Linked DNA regions of Homo sapiens: region 2 is linked to region 1. The links are chromatin contacts, found by Hi-C or POLR2A ChIA-PET in ENCODE. All regions are on one chromosome and are shown on one strand. The core of a region is the stretch at or near the end of the contact, and the rest is flanking DNA. Distances in the headings are between cores, read along the strand shown.

Region 1 (7,642 bases), core at 2,757-5,256:
GAATGTTCCCTACTCCCCTCTTCCGTCATCCACCCTGGCATAGGCCCACATCCTCGTGCCCCAAGACCCACTTCCAGTGTTTCAAGGACAAACCTGCAAAGCAGCAATCCAGAAAGATGCTCCGTCCTGAGACCACCACTTCCAAACCAGGCTAGCGGTGCAGGGCTCGTTCCTGCACAGGTTTGTCCCTGGTGTGCATGAACAAAAAGCAGAAGGATGACTTCAAAATCCTGCCTGAACAAAAGCAGCAGGATTTGAGCCCCTTTCAAAGCTTTCTGGCAATTGCCTCTAAGAGATCAGCCTTCAAGTGGTGGGGCAGGGGTGTGGGGAACAGATCCTACTCAAAAATCAGCCCTGAGCTGAGTCCAAGGGGTCTCCTGTTTGCCAAGCCTCTTTTCAGGGCTCCAGAGCAGCTGTGGAGAGAGAGAGCCTCAGGGAATCTGGAGCTGGGCTCACACAGCCAGAGAAGGAACCGCGTTCCCGGATCCGGGCCTGCAAGGTTTCCCCACTCACAACATGCCCCCCAAAGACACTTTCCCAATAGACACAGTAGCACTTGTCATGGGGAGCCCTCTCTCGCTAAATATGGACACAGTAGGCAGGGCCAGCCATCTTGCCCAGATGCTTTTCTGGGAGGTGGAGGGAGGGGAAGAAGAGAGTTCCAAAGAACTGAGTGTTGCTTCACTCTTTGGGGTCATTACCTAACTCATACTGCCAAAGCGACTGTATGCCCGGGAGCCTTCTGGTCATAAGAGTGTGTCAGATGGCAGGGAACACTCCCTGGTTGCTAATAGAGAAGCCCGTGCAGTAGGTGGGGGGAGAGAACAAACCCCATATGCAATCTGCCATTTGACCTGGGCCATGCCTTAGAATGTTCTGTAGGCTCGGGTGGGCCCGCAGCAGGGCAGCCATGCCGGCAGCACAGCACAGGCCAGTGTCAGTGGCAGAGCGGGTGGCTTGGCCACACACCCCGTGTGCTCACCAGCACGGGCCTGGCCCCACACGTAGGATAGAGCTCTCCAGCCTCATCCTCCAGCCTCCTAGTCAAGCACATCTAGTGCATAACAGAAAAGACTGGAAGACACCAAGAAAAGATCGAACTTACCAAATCTTCCCACCCCAGGGTGTCCATGATCAATCCCAGCATCCTTTTTTTCATTGTTTTTCCTGTTCATTCACAATGGGGTTTCTTTTCCCAGCAGCAGAGTATTTGCCCAGGTGAGAAGCAGCAGAATGAAAGCACCCAGCACAAGCCAAAGAGTATGGGCCCAAGTCCCAGCCTTCCACCTCCACGGGAAAATTGTTAGGTGGCCTTGACCCATTTGGTTCACCTTGTTGGATCTCAGTTTATTCATATAAGAAACAGGGATGATGCTCGACAATGTGAGTGGACTTAAGAACTGAACTGTACTCTTACTAATGGCTCAGATGGTAGATTCTGTTATGTGTACCACAACCGAAAAACAAAAAATGGGATACAAGTGTCACCTCATTAGGCTCTTGTGACATAAAATGAGTTCATTCACCTAAGTGCCCAGAACAATGCCTGACCCATATAAAACGTGCAGCAAAGGTTAACTGCTCTTGCCATTTTGTTGTTGTTGTTGTTGTTGTTGTTGTTAGTTAAGGGCTGAGCCTTGGGACCCCAGAAAATAGGTTCCTTTTCTACACATTAATCAATTAGCACGAACAAAATTACGAATGCAGTAGTCCTTCTGCTGTCAATTACAAAGACATGCTGCAGTGGCACAGAGTTGCTCTTTCACAAAGACTTTCCCTGGGCGTTGGTAAAACACCGGGGTGTAATAGAGCAGGCAGAATTTTCCTCCTCACACAGAAGAGATCCTGTAATCTGCCTGAGGCCCCACAGCTCTCAGAGGCTGAGCCAGGGCTGGAGAAGAGCACAAATTGGGCCTCCAGCCCAGCACACATCCTGTCCCCTGGGGTGCTGACTGCCATCATTGGCACTGCGCCCATCTGAGCCAGGCAGTCCCCCGGAGCCTCACAACAGCTCTGGGAAGCTAGTGTCATTCCTCAGTGCCCAGTGTTACCAGCTCACAAGTGGCCAGCCAGGGCTCCCTGGTTTCCACTCCGTGAACCGCCATGCCCTCCGTTCTGAAGCATATTCAGAGGCAGAACACCTGGAAATCAGGTGAGCTTTGGGAACCCCACATATTCTTGCTGTATTCTACTCCATCGTGTGAACCAAGAGTACAGAAGTCATCAGAGAGCATGACTTGCATCTGTGTCTCAAGTCTGTATCTAAAGGAAAAGTCCATAAAATCACCCAAGGAAACATCCTAAGCCTTTTCTGTTGGTGTTTTTTTTCTTTGCTTCTGAATCATTTGTTTTATCAACCGCAAGTTCTCATTAACAGACAAGTGATAGGAGATGCCAAGGTGTGAAGGCCCCTTTATGGCAGAAAACCGAGAAACGAAAAATTCCTAGCCCTTAATTCTGTATGTAAGTTGATAAAAGTCCATCTTGATTTGATTTTTGCCTTAAAATCTCTCTGACTAGCTCAAAGACAATCCCCTGGAACAAGGTTTGGGAACCACTTCCCAAGAATTAGAGTGCCTTTGGGATCCAAGAAAATGAAATGCCAGCTGGGCGTGGTGGCTCACACCTTTAATCCCAGCACTTTGGGAGGCCGAGGCGAGTGGATCACCTGAGGTCAGGAGTTCCAGACTAGCTGGGTGACAGAGCGAGACTCCATCTAAAAAAAAAAAAAAAAAAAAAAAAGTGAAATGCCAACATGGTGAAATCCCATCTCTACTAAAAATACAAAAAGTAGCCGGGCGTGGTGGTGTGTGCCTGTAGTCCCAGCTACTCAGGAGGCTGAGGCAGGAGAATTGCTTGGACCTGGCAGGTGGAGGTTGCAGTGAACCAAGGTCGCACCACTGCACTCCAGCCTGGGTAACAGAGCGAGACTCCCTCTCAAAAAAAAGGGAAATGCAAATAAGCAGTATTGCCGAGTGCACAGTTGGTGGGAAGGAGAGTTAGTTCGTGAGGACCCACTAAGAATGGGAAAAACCAACTGAATCAAAAGGCAGAGATGCAGCAATAATGGTGCCTCAGAGACAGGCAGAAGCCATTTGATTTTCCACGTGGCCGTTTCCTTCATGCTGCTGATGGCCTCTTCAAAGCACGGCAGCTCCTGGGGGCCAGGGTACGGGACCGCCTGGTGGAGAAGAATTGGGGTAGGGAAAGAATTGGCATTTTTTAAAGGAACTTTTACAATTCCAAGGAAGTGACATGACAAACATGTTGACGAGGGTCAGGAAAAGGAAGGTTGGCTGAGCAAGCGTTTACTAAGGCCCTTGATGAATCAAATAAACACTGCACAGGGCTTACAGAGAAGCCTGGGGTCAGGGGGAGGGACTGTGAGCAAGTCTTGCCAGCTAGTGGGCTCTGTGGTGCTTCTGGCTTGGCACATGCAAAGGTGTGGCTGCAGGGTAGGGATGAACAGAGAGCTGGGAAGCTCAGCAGGGCCCGATAGCAAAGCGCTTTGTGAGCTTGCCCCATGGTTCGAATTTTATCCTAGAAGCAGCAGGAAGCCATTGAAGGTTCTAAGACAGATCAGGGGACATGGGTGGCAAAATGGACTTGGGTTTTAACTGACTGGAGTTGGGAAGGGCAGAGGAGAAGGGTGGAGTGGGAAGGCCACAAGACACATTCTGGCCCCTTCACTGCATGCTCACAGCTGTGCGTCAGGTGATGCCCGTGGGCGGATGAGAAAAGTCCCACAGGCTGGGGTGCGGCCTTCCTTACCTTTCTCTGGCCATTTGCCACTTACTTGTACTATAGGATTATATTGCTTGTTTCAAAAAACCTAAATGACCACTGTTTTCACTCAACAGCGTATCCTGGAGTGTTTTTCATTTTAGTTCGCAGGCGCACCCTCATTCGATTTTGACTGCTGCGATCATCTGGTCAAACCACTGTTCATTGAGCCAGTCCCCTACTGATGGATGTTTAGGTGGTGGCCAATTTTTTGTCCTTTAACAAATAGGCATCTCCAAGTGCCCTTGCGCAAGGGTTTCCTCAGGGTAAATAACCATGAAGTGAAAACAGAAATAGCTACGCTGAGAAACTAACAGGATTTGGTGACCAATTTGACTGAGGGAGTGGGAAGCCACAGAGCTAGCTTAAGGCAAAATCTTAAGAAGGCTTGGTTTCCCTCCCCGAATGTTCTCTGTGCATTTAGCTAGCAAGGGCATCTCGATGATCCCAACTTCTGACCCAACAGTCCTTGTGTGTCTTGTGGGTCTTGTTCTGTCCAGAAGGCCTTCGGGAGTTGTGGTGACTAGAAGGGTCCCCAGGAACTGGTGGGGGTCTCCGGGGTGGCCCACTCATAGCTTGGCTTGTCATCTCAGACAGAACCTCCAAGCTTGGCATGATGGAGACACCAGTGGGTTCTGTTCCCACCTCCTGGCACCTCTGCTGAGGTTACAGCTTTCTACACTTCTTTTCTCTCTATAACCAGAATCCCATGACTAAAATACAGTTTTCTTTATTTGCAGCTGTCCAGCCATGGCATTTAGTATAAATATGCTTTTCTCCAAAAACACACACAGTATTATTTTTTTTAACATCTCAAATTCCCAAAGGGCCAAAAGTCAATATTATCCCAGTGTGATAGGAATGGCTGTTTTGCAACATCTCTTCACACTTACACAGCCTGCTTGCTGAAGCCTCAGAGTAATCACAAAAACACATTCCAAAACCCATCAGCCTGGCTGCTGGATTGTTTTACTGTCTCTGTCACTCCCTGCTGTGAGCTCAGTCCTTGAAAGTCGCCGCCTCAGTTTCCATGTTGAGGGTGAGAAATTCACAGCGTGATTTGGGGAGCAGATGCTTCAACTGTATGAACTGCAAAGTTTGGACTGTGAAGTGCAGTGACTCCTCTGAAAATATTTGCTAGCTGGTAAAATTCAGGCTCATGGCATATGTGGTCTACTTCTAGCCTTACAGACTTATTTAAGGTCCCAGGATAAAAATCCTATTTATTGAATGCCAACTATGTGCTAGGCACTGGGCTAGGTGCTTTACACAAAATAAGGAGATAAGTATGTAAATACTGTATAAAGTTATTAGTCCTACTTTTATAGCTGGGGCAAGCAAGAGTCAGAAAGCAAGGTCCCCTGCCCGGAGTCTCAAAGTTCATCCCTGGAGAGGGTGCCTGCTTCTTCTACCTCTTCTACCGGCTTCCTGAGAACAAAAGTTATCTCTTGTCCTTTGTTCTTTCTCTTCCTGCTAAGTTGATTTGAAGGCTCTGCAGAGCTTCTGGGGTAACCTACGTGCCCCTTTGTTGTGGCTTTCTGAGCACGATGACCTCACCGGCCCACAGCTGGGTCTCCGGTGCTGGGTTCCAGGCACACTCCAGCCTCCTGGCTCACGGATGTCCTGTTGAACCTCACGGATGGCTGGGTGGCAGGAAGAGTCAGTGTGGATGGAATGAGCCTTCCTCAAAAACCCCCACCACCGCTCTTAGTAACCCGGAAAATGCTCTGAAATAGTTGACATTTACAAAGTCTTGGGCATTTGGGGAGAAAAACGTTCTTTTTTTGGCCAGATTTCCAGCATGAAGCCCAAGGGAAATGTCCACGGGCTCAGCACAGTGGTCTAGCATCTCAAAGCAGTGCTTGGCCTGGTGGAGGCCATGGCTTTCCCATCCTGCCCTCTCTCCACATCCAGCAAAGAACAAATGCAGAATCTGGCCTGTCCTCCTGTCCCCACCATGTCCCACAGAGTGGCCCTTTGTGCTGACCCAACACGAAGCACCTGAAAGGCTTGCTCAAGCTGCCGGACTTGAGCAGCTTGAAAGCCACCATCATCAGTGCACCTGCTGTGCCCAGGTGTAAGCCATTGTGTTGTTTAAACTGTGCCACAGCCCTGCCGAGGAAGCCATTGCAATCAAGAGGCTAGGGCCACACACCCTGGAGCCAGACCCCCCAGGTTCAAATCCACACCTACCCCTAGACAACTATGTGATGTCAGGAAGTTCTGTGAAGCTCCTGAGCCTCTGTGTCCCCTTCTTTCAAATGGGGCTGATGATAGGACCTGCCTCACACAGCAGGAGCTTAGCTGGGCCAGCATTTTACATGTGAGTGCTTCACGTTATCGTAGTGTCATAATGGCCACTGCTGTTGAGGAGGGAGCCAGGGCTCAGACGGATAGAGCTGCCTGCCCAAGGTCGCAAGCTCAGGGGTGGCAAGCCAGCACTCCCAGCTTCATGGCCCTGGCTGGAGTCACTTGCAGAGCAGTTGGCCTGGCTCCTCCAGGCTTTTCCGTAGGGTCCTCCCAAGTATTCTAGCCAGTGCTTTTGGGCTCTGCCAGCCATATGGACAGCACCAGGCAGGTAGAGTTCTGAGCACCTGCCCTGTTGGAGCCACCATGGAAGTCACCATCTCTGGCATGGTTCCTTCTTCCAGCCAGTGCACACCAAGTGCCTCCTGCAACCCGTCCTAGGCCCCCGTGCAGAGGACAGCTCACTCACAGGAGGCAGACATGGAAAAGGATGACCATGGGGCCAGGGGGATACCTGAAGTGGTGGGGGCCTCAACAGGGCAAGTCACCCAGAGGGTTCATGCCGCCAGAGCACGGGGTGTGGGGGGCACTGGGTTGTCGGGGACCGTGGGGGATCTGGAGGGGTGCAAGGAGACATGTGAGTTTCATTCTGCGTGCTCTGGGTGGCCTCGGGGCCGCGAAGCAGGGAAGTGGCTGGACCTGACGCATGTCTGTCCAAGCTCCTTGCACGTACCGTGTGGGAAGTGGATTGGAGACAGCAGTGCGGGGCCACTGGGGTCCCACCAGAAACCAGGGCAGCTGGGTGAGGGACGGTCTGGGATGTGGGAGGTGCCCTTGGCTAGCATGGTCAGTGATGGCGGTGGGGACAGCGTGCCTGGTTATGACAGATCTGCTCCTGAGAACGGCGCTGCCTCTGCACATCGTGTAGCAGCTTGGGACAGGCAAAGCATTTCCCATTTGTGATCTCAGTAACCGCAGAGCGTAGTGAGGTGGGAGAGGCTTGAGAGGTGAGCTGACCAGCGCAGGTCACACAACAGGAAGCAGTAGTGTGCTTTGCACTTGGCCCCCACACTGTCCTGAGGTTGAAAGGTTTAAATGACTCGGGCACTGGGGATGTCTGACAGAGCATTCTGTGAGACTCATCGAGCTGCCAGCACTGGGCTAAGTATCTCCACAGCCCAGGTTCACAGCAGGGAGGCAGGTATGGTTACTCTCCCTACTTACCGGGGGAGGAGGCTGAGGCCCAGAGAGGTGAGGTAACTTGCCCGAAGTCACTCAGTGGTAGGTGGTGTTGCTGAAACCCACTGCTAGGCCATCGGACCCCCACAGTCTGCTCAGTCCAGTGTCCAGGGATCCTCCTCAGGGCCCGGGAACCTGACAAAATTCTTGGCCTTGCCCTGGGGGAGCTGTAGTTGGAAGCTGGGGGCACTGTGATCATACTTGCAGCCTCACATGCGTGGCTCCTGGGCACGCCTGTCAGAGCGCTGTGATCAAGCAGGCCTGGAGGTGCCTGTGCTTGGCCCTTGGCACTAAGCAGCTGTCTAGGCTTCATGAGCCGAGTGGCATTTGCCCGATAGGTGTGATGTGTCAACAGCTTTTTCTCCTGCTTTTC
Region 2 (7,642 bases), core at 1,363-3,862, 110 kb before region 1:
ATCATCACCATGATCAAGGCAGTGTATAATCCAGCATCCCAAACATTTCCTCATTCCCCTCCCTTGCTTCCCACACCCCTCTCCCCAAGTAACACCAGTCTGCTTCCTGTCATGCTAGATTAGTTTTGCACTTTCTAAAATTTTGTATAAACAGAGTCATGCAACATGTACTCCTCTTCATGTGGCTTCTTTCAATCCACTTAATTATTTTGAGATCCATCATGATGTTGTGTGTATCTGTAGTTCATTTCTTCTTGCTGAGTAACATTCCATTATATGAACATACCACAGTTTATTCATTCATCTGTTAATGGAAATTTGGGTTGTTTCCAGTTTTGGACTATTACAAACAAAGCTGCTGTGAGCATTTGTGTGGCCCCATACAATGTATGCCCATACAGAGAGTTGTATGAGCATATACATTCTTTTCTCTTGGATAAATACCTAGGAATGGAATGGCTGAATCATATTTCCCATATAATTATGGGAGATATGTGTATGTTTGCTTTTATTTTAAGATACTGCCAAACTGTTTTCCAAGATGCCTATATAATTTTATATCCCATCACCAGTGTACAAGAGTTCTAGTTCCTTTACCTCCTTTCCAACATTTGGTGTGGCCACCTTTTTAGTTTTCACCATTCTAATAGGTTTGCAGTGGTATCTTATGATCTTAATTTGCATATCCCTAATGACATTGAACATCTTTTCATGTGTTTCTTTTGCCATACATGTCTTTGTTAGTGAAGAGTCTTTTCGAATCCTTAGCCCGTTTTTTAAATTGAATTGAGTAAAAAAAATATTGTGTTTCGAGACTTTTGGGTTTTTTTGTTTTGTTTCTTTTAAGACGGAGTCTCACTCTGTTGCCCAGGCCAGAATGCAATGGTGCAATCTTGGCTCGCTGCAACCTCCGCCTCCCAGGTTCAAGCAATTCTCCTGCCTCAGCCTCCAGAGTAGCTGGGACTACAGGTGTGCGCCACCACGCCCGGCTGATTTTTGTATTTTTAGTAGTGACAGGGTTTCGCCCTGTTGGCCAGGCTGGTCTCGAACTCCTGACCTCAAGTGATACACCCGCCTCAGCCTCGAGAGTTCTTTATGTATTTTGAATGCAAGTCCTTTATCAGAGGCATTTAGCAATGATTTCCCCCAAGTCTGTGGCATGTCTTTTCATTTTCATAACAACATCTTGGGAAGACCAGATGTTTTTTAATCTCCATGAGGTTCCTGTGGCACTTTTTAATACCGCCTTTTCTCTGTATTTTTTCTCTCCCATTCTGGACTGCTAGGCCTTGGAAGGCAGAAACCATGTGCTCCCTGCAGTACCCAGCCTACCGCCTGGCACTCAGTCAGTGCTCAGCCAGAGTTTGCTGATTGGTTGCTGCTCAGCTATGTGGCACGTCCCCAAGGCCATCTCTTCCTGGCAGCTTGTAGCTCAGGGCTTCAGCAAAGAAGGTGCTGTCTGTGTGGTGTAGATGCCAGGCTCCATGGGACAGTGGGCAAGCTCCTCATCTTGGTGACTGGTGTTCTCCATGGGCTTCCTTCCTGCAGCCCTGACCTGTACGGGGAGCAGAGACGTCATGGCTTACTGGGTGTGCTGCCATGCACCTTCATCCATCTTATGCGCTGGAGAGACCACTCACCTGTGTTCCCGCCTGGGCATCCTACCTCTTTTTCTTGGGAATTTCTTCTTGGAAGAGTAGAACTGTATATTCAAGGAAATTGAATTCCTTCTCCCATTTTCTGCTAATGCTATGCATGTATTGATTCATTCATTCTTCCAACAAATATTTTGGAAGCCCCTGTTAGATGCCAGGCACTGGGATCAGTATTGGGGATGCAGTGGTGAAGCAAACAAATGCTTTCATGGAATCTGGATTCTCTTAGAGGAGACAGACAGTAAACTAGTAACCAAGTAAAATAATCCCATGTAGCGAGAAGTGCAACAGTGAAAATAAAACTAGGTAATGCGGTGGGGCAGGCTGAGGGTAGAGGGTACTACATCCGCCTGAGCAATCAGGAGAGGCCTCTTGGAGGCTTAAGTGATCAGGAGGAATAGCTTGCAGTTTCTGATGAATTTCCTCATGTAATTAGTTATTCAGCAAATGCATGTGGAGCACCGGCCGTGTGCCAGGCAGTGTGCTCAACATGGGGACTACAAACTCCAGGCAGACCAACCCAGGCCCTTGCCCAAGAAAGCATCAGTCATTCTTGGACAGAAAAGTCCTACGAGGAGGCTGTCAGCACAATAGAGGGTCACTTGCCTGGTGGTGAGCATGGACTCTGCCCGCAGGAGTGAGGACCCGTTTCCTGAGGACACCCGGGCTATGGTAGAGGACAGAGCAAGAAGGGGCATGAGAGCCTGTGGCATATCCATCAGATCACTGCCCGTTCCCTAGGGTGAGTGGCAGCATGTCCGAGGCAGCGGGTGCCCCAAGAGGCAGGCATCTGGAGCCAGTCTGCAGGGGGTGGCACAGGCAGCGACTGAACTGTGTTCCTATGAGCCGTGTGGGGCTGCTGGGGGGCAGTTGGTCAGTTAGTGAGCTGACCCACTCTGCACCTCTCAGAATGGGTTTGCAGTAATTCAGCCAGCGGGTGGGAGGGATGAGAGGTGAAACTGAGAGGCTTTCTTATCATTCAGCAGATACTTGCTGAGCGCTTGCCAGGGCAAGGCCCCGTCATAGGCACTCAAACAAGCCCAGATGAGTCTCACTGAAGTGAACAAGAAGATTAATTGTGACTGTGACAAATGGTAGAAGGAAATGAACAGGGTGGAGTGATGAGGAAGCCTAGTGGTTGTGCTGCAGGGGTTACTAGGTGCTAGTCAGGGTGGTCGGGGAGGGCTCCTCTGAGGAAGGACCAGCAGAGCCACAGCCCAGAGAGTGAGAAGGAGCCAGCTCTGCAAAGACCTGGGGCAAGAGTCCTCCAGGTGAAGGGAGCAGCATGTACAGAGGCCCCGGGGTGGGAAGGAGCAGAAAGTGGGCCAAGGTGAGGCTGGCCAGGCGGGCAGGGGCCAGGTCATGAAGGGCCTTGAAGGCCCTGAAGAGGAATTGCCATTTTTTCTCCAAGTGCAATGGGAAACCCCTACCGAATTTTTAAGTAGGACAGTGATGTGGTCAGATGGAAGTTTTTAAAAGAAACGTTGGCTACCAGACAGAAAGTAGATGACTGGGGGTGGGGATGAGTTGCAGGAGGGAACACCGAGAGACTTGCTAAGAAGCTGTTGCAGTCATCCAGGCGAGATAATGTGGATTGGATTAGGCTGCTGGCTGGGGAGTAGAGGAAACTGGAAGGACTTGTGATTATTTCAGCGCTAGAGCCAGGACGTGCTGATGGATTGAATGTAGGGGTCGAGTGAAAGGGACGAGTCAGATGACTCCTGTGATTTGGCTTGAGCAATGGTGGGGGTGCATTTACTAGGATGAGGAGACAAGGAGAGTCACTAGGCTAGGGGTGAGGGGTTCTGGTTGATTTGAAAGGAGGGGGCATGAAGGGAGGAGCCTGGGTAAGGCTCAGGTTCCTGACTCCTTTCCCTGTGTGACCAATAGTGCCATTTCCAGAACTAACAAGCATGGGCCTTGGAGTAGGTTTGGAGAAGAAACGGAAAAGTTCAAGTCCGGTGCCCTGAGGCCCAGGTGCCTGGGGAAGCTGCCTCGTGGGGGAGCTGCCACCTGGTTTATGCTCAGTCCTGGCCTGTGAGCACAGAGTCTGCATTTGGTGGGGCTTTGCTGGTGGAGGTTGGTTGAGTGATTGGTTTTTGGTTATGCAGCAGCTGATCAGGCTGCACTTGACCTTCAGCCTCACTTTTCCAGATCCTTACCCCCCAAATCAGGTCCCAAGTGACCTGGTCTCTTTCTCATAGATTTTTTCCTCATAGTCAATTTTAACATAAAAGCCACGTTCATAAAAACCAAATGTGAGCTCAGGCCTTCCAGTAATCATAATAGATTAGATGCTGCACCGAAATGAATATCCCACAGTGGAAAGGGTTGACCGGTTGGCGGAAGGCGCTTGTTGTGATTCAGTTGGGCCACATAATGAATTCTGGTTTGTTTCTGTAATAGAAAATGCAGCCTTCGCTCTTCTATCAAGTCCGCTGAGTCCTGGGCCAGAGGTGGAGGGATGGGGGTGAGTTTTACAGCTTTTGTATCTTGAAGGTTCCCCAGTTCAGTGACCAACCTTCTACTCCTGCCACTCCATTTGTCATTGTTTACCCAGGAAGAAGGAGTCTTGGGCTCTTTGTGTTTTGTGTTTTGTTTTGCTGAGAAGTTAATGGAACATGGATGAGCGATATGGAAAAGGTTGAAAGGTAATAGGCTAAAGGGAAGCTTTTGCCATGCGGAGAACTTGCACAACGTCAGTTTGGATCTTGGCTGACACATAACCAGAATTAGAAGTACATTGGAAATCGGCCCAACATCTGGTTAGCTTTCGAAATCTTTGGTCTATAGTCTTCCAAAGCTGGTAATACTTGTGTGACTGCAGCCAAGGAGACTTTGTGTGGTCAACAGACGTTTTTAAAAAGTTTGAACTGTTTACCTGGTGTTCTCGTGGTGTCTTTATCCAGATCTGTCTAATTATTCTTATGCATCTTTGGTCTGGGTCTTTTACCTCTCTACCCTAAATGGGGGCTACTACTAAGGGGGAAGAATCCAGATATCAGAACTGAGAGGGAAGCTTAGTAAGAGTTACTGACACTGTGGGGCCACACCCTTCCCTTCTGTTTTGGATTCTTTGAATGAGTTAGTTGAGAGTTCCGCCCTCCACCCCTGTCCACGGGTGGACAGGGGACACCCGTTCTGAGTCGGTGGGCAGCTCAGGCTCTGACCCCTAAGGCAGGGCTGTGGGCGGGGCAGGGAACATGTGGTCTGCTGGAAGCCAGAATGAGCTAGTGCTCCCGTGAAGTGCAGCAGGGTTTCTTTGGAATTTGTCTGTCACAAAGCACTTAAGAGTTGAAGCAAATAGGATAATATATTATCCACAGTGTTTATTTCTGTCAGAGGGAAATGACTGGCAAAGAAGCTATTGGGTTTGCAGCAAAACCTGCCTTTCTGTGACCAAAAACCACGGGGTATGCATGCGTGTGTGAATGAGTGTCTGTGTGTGTATGAGTGTGTGTGTGTGTTTGTGTGTATGTCCTTGCACACAGGAGCCGTCTTACCTTTCACATGCATGCCCCTGTTACAGGGTGACATTGACCTTAGCCACTCAGAACCATCAGCCACCAGGTTGTTTCAGGCAGGAGGCTTAAACCTAAATCTAATGTTCGCCACAAATTAAATGCCATCCTAAGTACAGTGATGGTCATGCAATGATTGTTATAGAAAACAAAAATGAGAATAAGTTGCTTTTTCACTTGCCTTTGATAGTACCACCTTAAAATAACCAACTGCTGACAGTGTCGTATTTCTTTCTAGCATGTTTTCTGTGTGGGTGATGGTTGGGCTTTTTTGCACAGCTGTCATATGGTGGCTTCTATTTTACGTATGTTTCCCCTTCATTTTGAGATTTGTCTAATCTTCTGCCCGAAATTTGATCAAAACTACTTAACTTTTTAAAAAATTAATTCAGCAAAAATGTATGGACTGTTGTGTTTGTGCCAAGAACACCACTAGATCACATGACATACATAGCTTGGGAAGGTGGAGGGAAAGAGCGTTAACCAGCGGGGATCATGGTACACGGCAGAGAGGAGGGAGGTAAGAGCCACATGGCTGCATTCAGGGCTGGGCTTTCCACTCTCCACATGACCCCAGGCAAGCTCATGTCTTTTTTGAGCCTCAGCTTCCTCGTCTATAAAATGGAAATACTATTAGCCACTTCATGGAATGTCATGAGGATGAAATGAAGCATTCTACGTCATATGCCTGGCTGATGGTCACCATTTCTTCAGAGCTTACCATGCGAAGGCAATCTTGTCATCTTAGCAGAATCCTCTCCTCCTTCCTTCCAAAGACACTCTGTCCTTCCCCAGAGAGACTGGTGATTTTGTTGTTGTTTGTTTGTTTTGACTGAGTATTTTGGTAAATGATAAGGCCTCCTTCAAAACACTGGATAGTTGGAGTCAAAGAGAGGATTTTAAAGGCCATGGTGGGAAAAAGAGCTGGGAGAGAGAATGGGGCCCCTGGCCCAGAAGGAGCTTTGGGGAAAGAAGGGAGATGTTCAGAGGGGTTTCTGTTATATAGTTTTGCCGTGTGCTGTGTGGAATCACCTCTGCTCTCTGCCTCCCAGGGCTGGTGGTAAAATCTACCTCACATGGACTGCATGGCACTAGCAGGTCAGTTTGGGGTAAAGGGCCGGAAGCATGGAGACCACTTGGAACAGTCAGGGGAATGGAACCACCCCAGTCAGCCAGGGCACAACCAGATTATGTTACGGCCCGCTAGCTGCCTCTCCTGGGCCCCTCCACTGCATCACCCTCCAGGATCCTGGCACGAAGCCTTGCCTGTCCCTTCCCCCATCCTCCACCTCATCACCCCCTCCCCGGCTCTCTCCCACCCAGACCTCTCTGGGTCTGCTCCACTCCCTGCAGTCCCACCTTGGTTTGGCAAGTCCTGGCCCTCCCTGTCCAGTTCAAGGCAAACTCCTGTTCATCCTTTAGGATCCAACCTGAGCAGCTCGCCCCCTGAGAGGGGCCCCCAGCAGCTCAGCATGCCTCTTTTGGGCTGTCTGTAGCTTGATTTAGCTCTTGTTAGGTTTTATCCTTGTGTTCTTTTGTTCTAATTTTCCTTTTTTTTTTTTTTTTTTTTTTGAGACAAGAGTCTCGCTCTGTCACCCAGGCTGGACTGCAGTGGCGCAGTCTCAGCCCACTGCAACCTCCGCCTCCTGGGTTCAAGCAATTCTCATTTCTGAGCCTCTCAAGTAGCTGGTACTACAGGCATGTGCACTACACCCAGCTAATTTTTGTATTTTTAGTAGAGACGGGGTTTCACCACATTGGCCAGGCTGATCTCAAACTCCTGACCTCAGGCGATCTGCCCACCTTGGCCTCCCAAAGTGCTGGTATTAAAAACATGAGCCACCGTGCCCGGCCTAACTTTCCTTTTATAACACGAATGATAAGGAAACACATGAAGTCATGCTCAAACTAAAAATTCTCATCCATGCATTAAGCAGTGCTCAAACTAAAAATTCCCATTTGTGCATAATAATGAGAGATAAAGTTGTTGGCCTGTGACAGTGCTTTTTCTCTTTCGATCCTGACAGCAGTCGTGGGGCGGGTAGTTACCATAATTATTCCCACTTCACAGGTGAGGAAACTGAGGTTCAAAGAGGTAAAGTATCAAAACAAAGTTCCTCCCGCACCCCACCGCTAGGCTTCTCATTCCTGCTGTACCCAGCTGTCCCCCTAAGAGAGGGTGAGCCCAGGGACACAGAGGGGTGGCTTTTGTCAGCCCAAGAGGACGGGCCCCCTGTGTGCTCCTGGTGGGCTGGCTGTGTGGGTGCTGCCACCCTTTCCCATTTGGACCCCACCCACCTTCGGGATCACCTGAAAGTGGTTTGAGCTGTGTCTCTGACTTGCTCTGTGACCTTGGGGAAACAACATAACAACTCTGGGCCTTAACTTCCTCATGAAAGGAAAAGGCTGGACTTGGAACCTGGTACAGAGAGAAGTGTTTCTATCCTCTGGGACCTTCCCTTCACG

The links. Hi-C counts contacts between places; a loop is a spot of excess contacts on that map. ChIA-PET counts read pairs that join two places held with the same protein, here RNA polymerase II (POLR2A). Pooled maps may share reads with other maps.
Region 2: a map of Right ventricle myocardium inferior shows a loop between it and region 1 (2.2-fold over the local background). The contact joins two enhancer-like sites. A Hi-C loop is called at or near these places in 2 of 168 maps with a recorded cell type or tissue (Right ventricle myocardium inferior and sciatic nerve) and 3 of 50 pooled maps. POLR2A ChIA-PET finds 5 or more read pairs at or near these places in 5 of 52 experiments (AG04450, MCF 10A, Panc1 and 2 more).

What each region holds. Positions count from the first base shown.
Region 1 is chr16:11,134,870-11,142,511 of GRCh38, forward strand. The region is part of intron 22 of CLEC16A (C-type lectin domain containing 16A); the gene reads left to right. It overlaps LOC105371081 (a long non-coding RNA gene), which reads right to left and starts at 181. Exons shown (of 2, transcript XR_001752081.2): 1 at 94-181. RefSeq lists enhancers at 5,279-5,857, 5,858-6,435, 6,436-7,014. Within about 2 kb of position 4,007, at least 4 of the 41 ENCODE cell types and tissues checked have a DNase peak (open chromatin) inside an H3K27ac peak, as active enhancers do.
Region 2 is chr16:11,029,819-11,037,460 of GRCh38, forward strand. All of the region lies in intron 13 of CLEC16A (C-type lectin domain containing 16A), which reads left to right. Among named protein-coding and RNA genes, the nearest start is that of CLEC16A, 89 kb to the left of the region's middle. Within about 2 kb of position 2,613, at least 4 of the 41 ENCODE cell types and tissues checked have a DNase peak (open chromatin) inside an H3K27ac peak, as active enhancers do.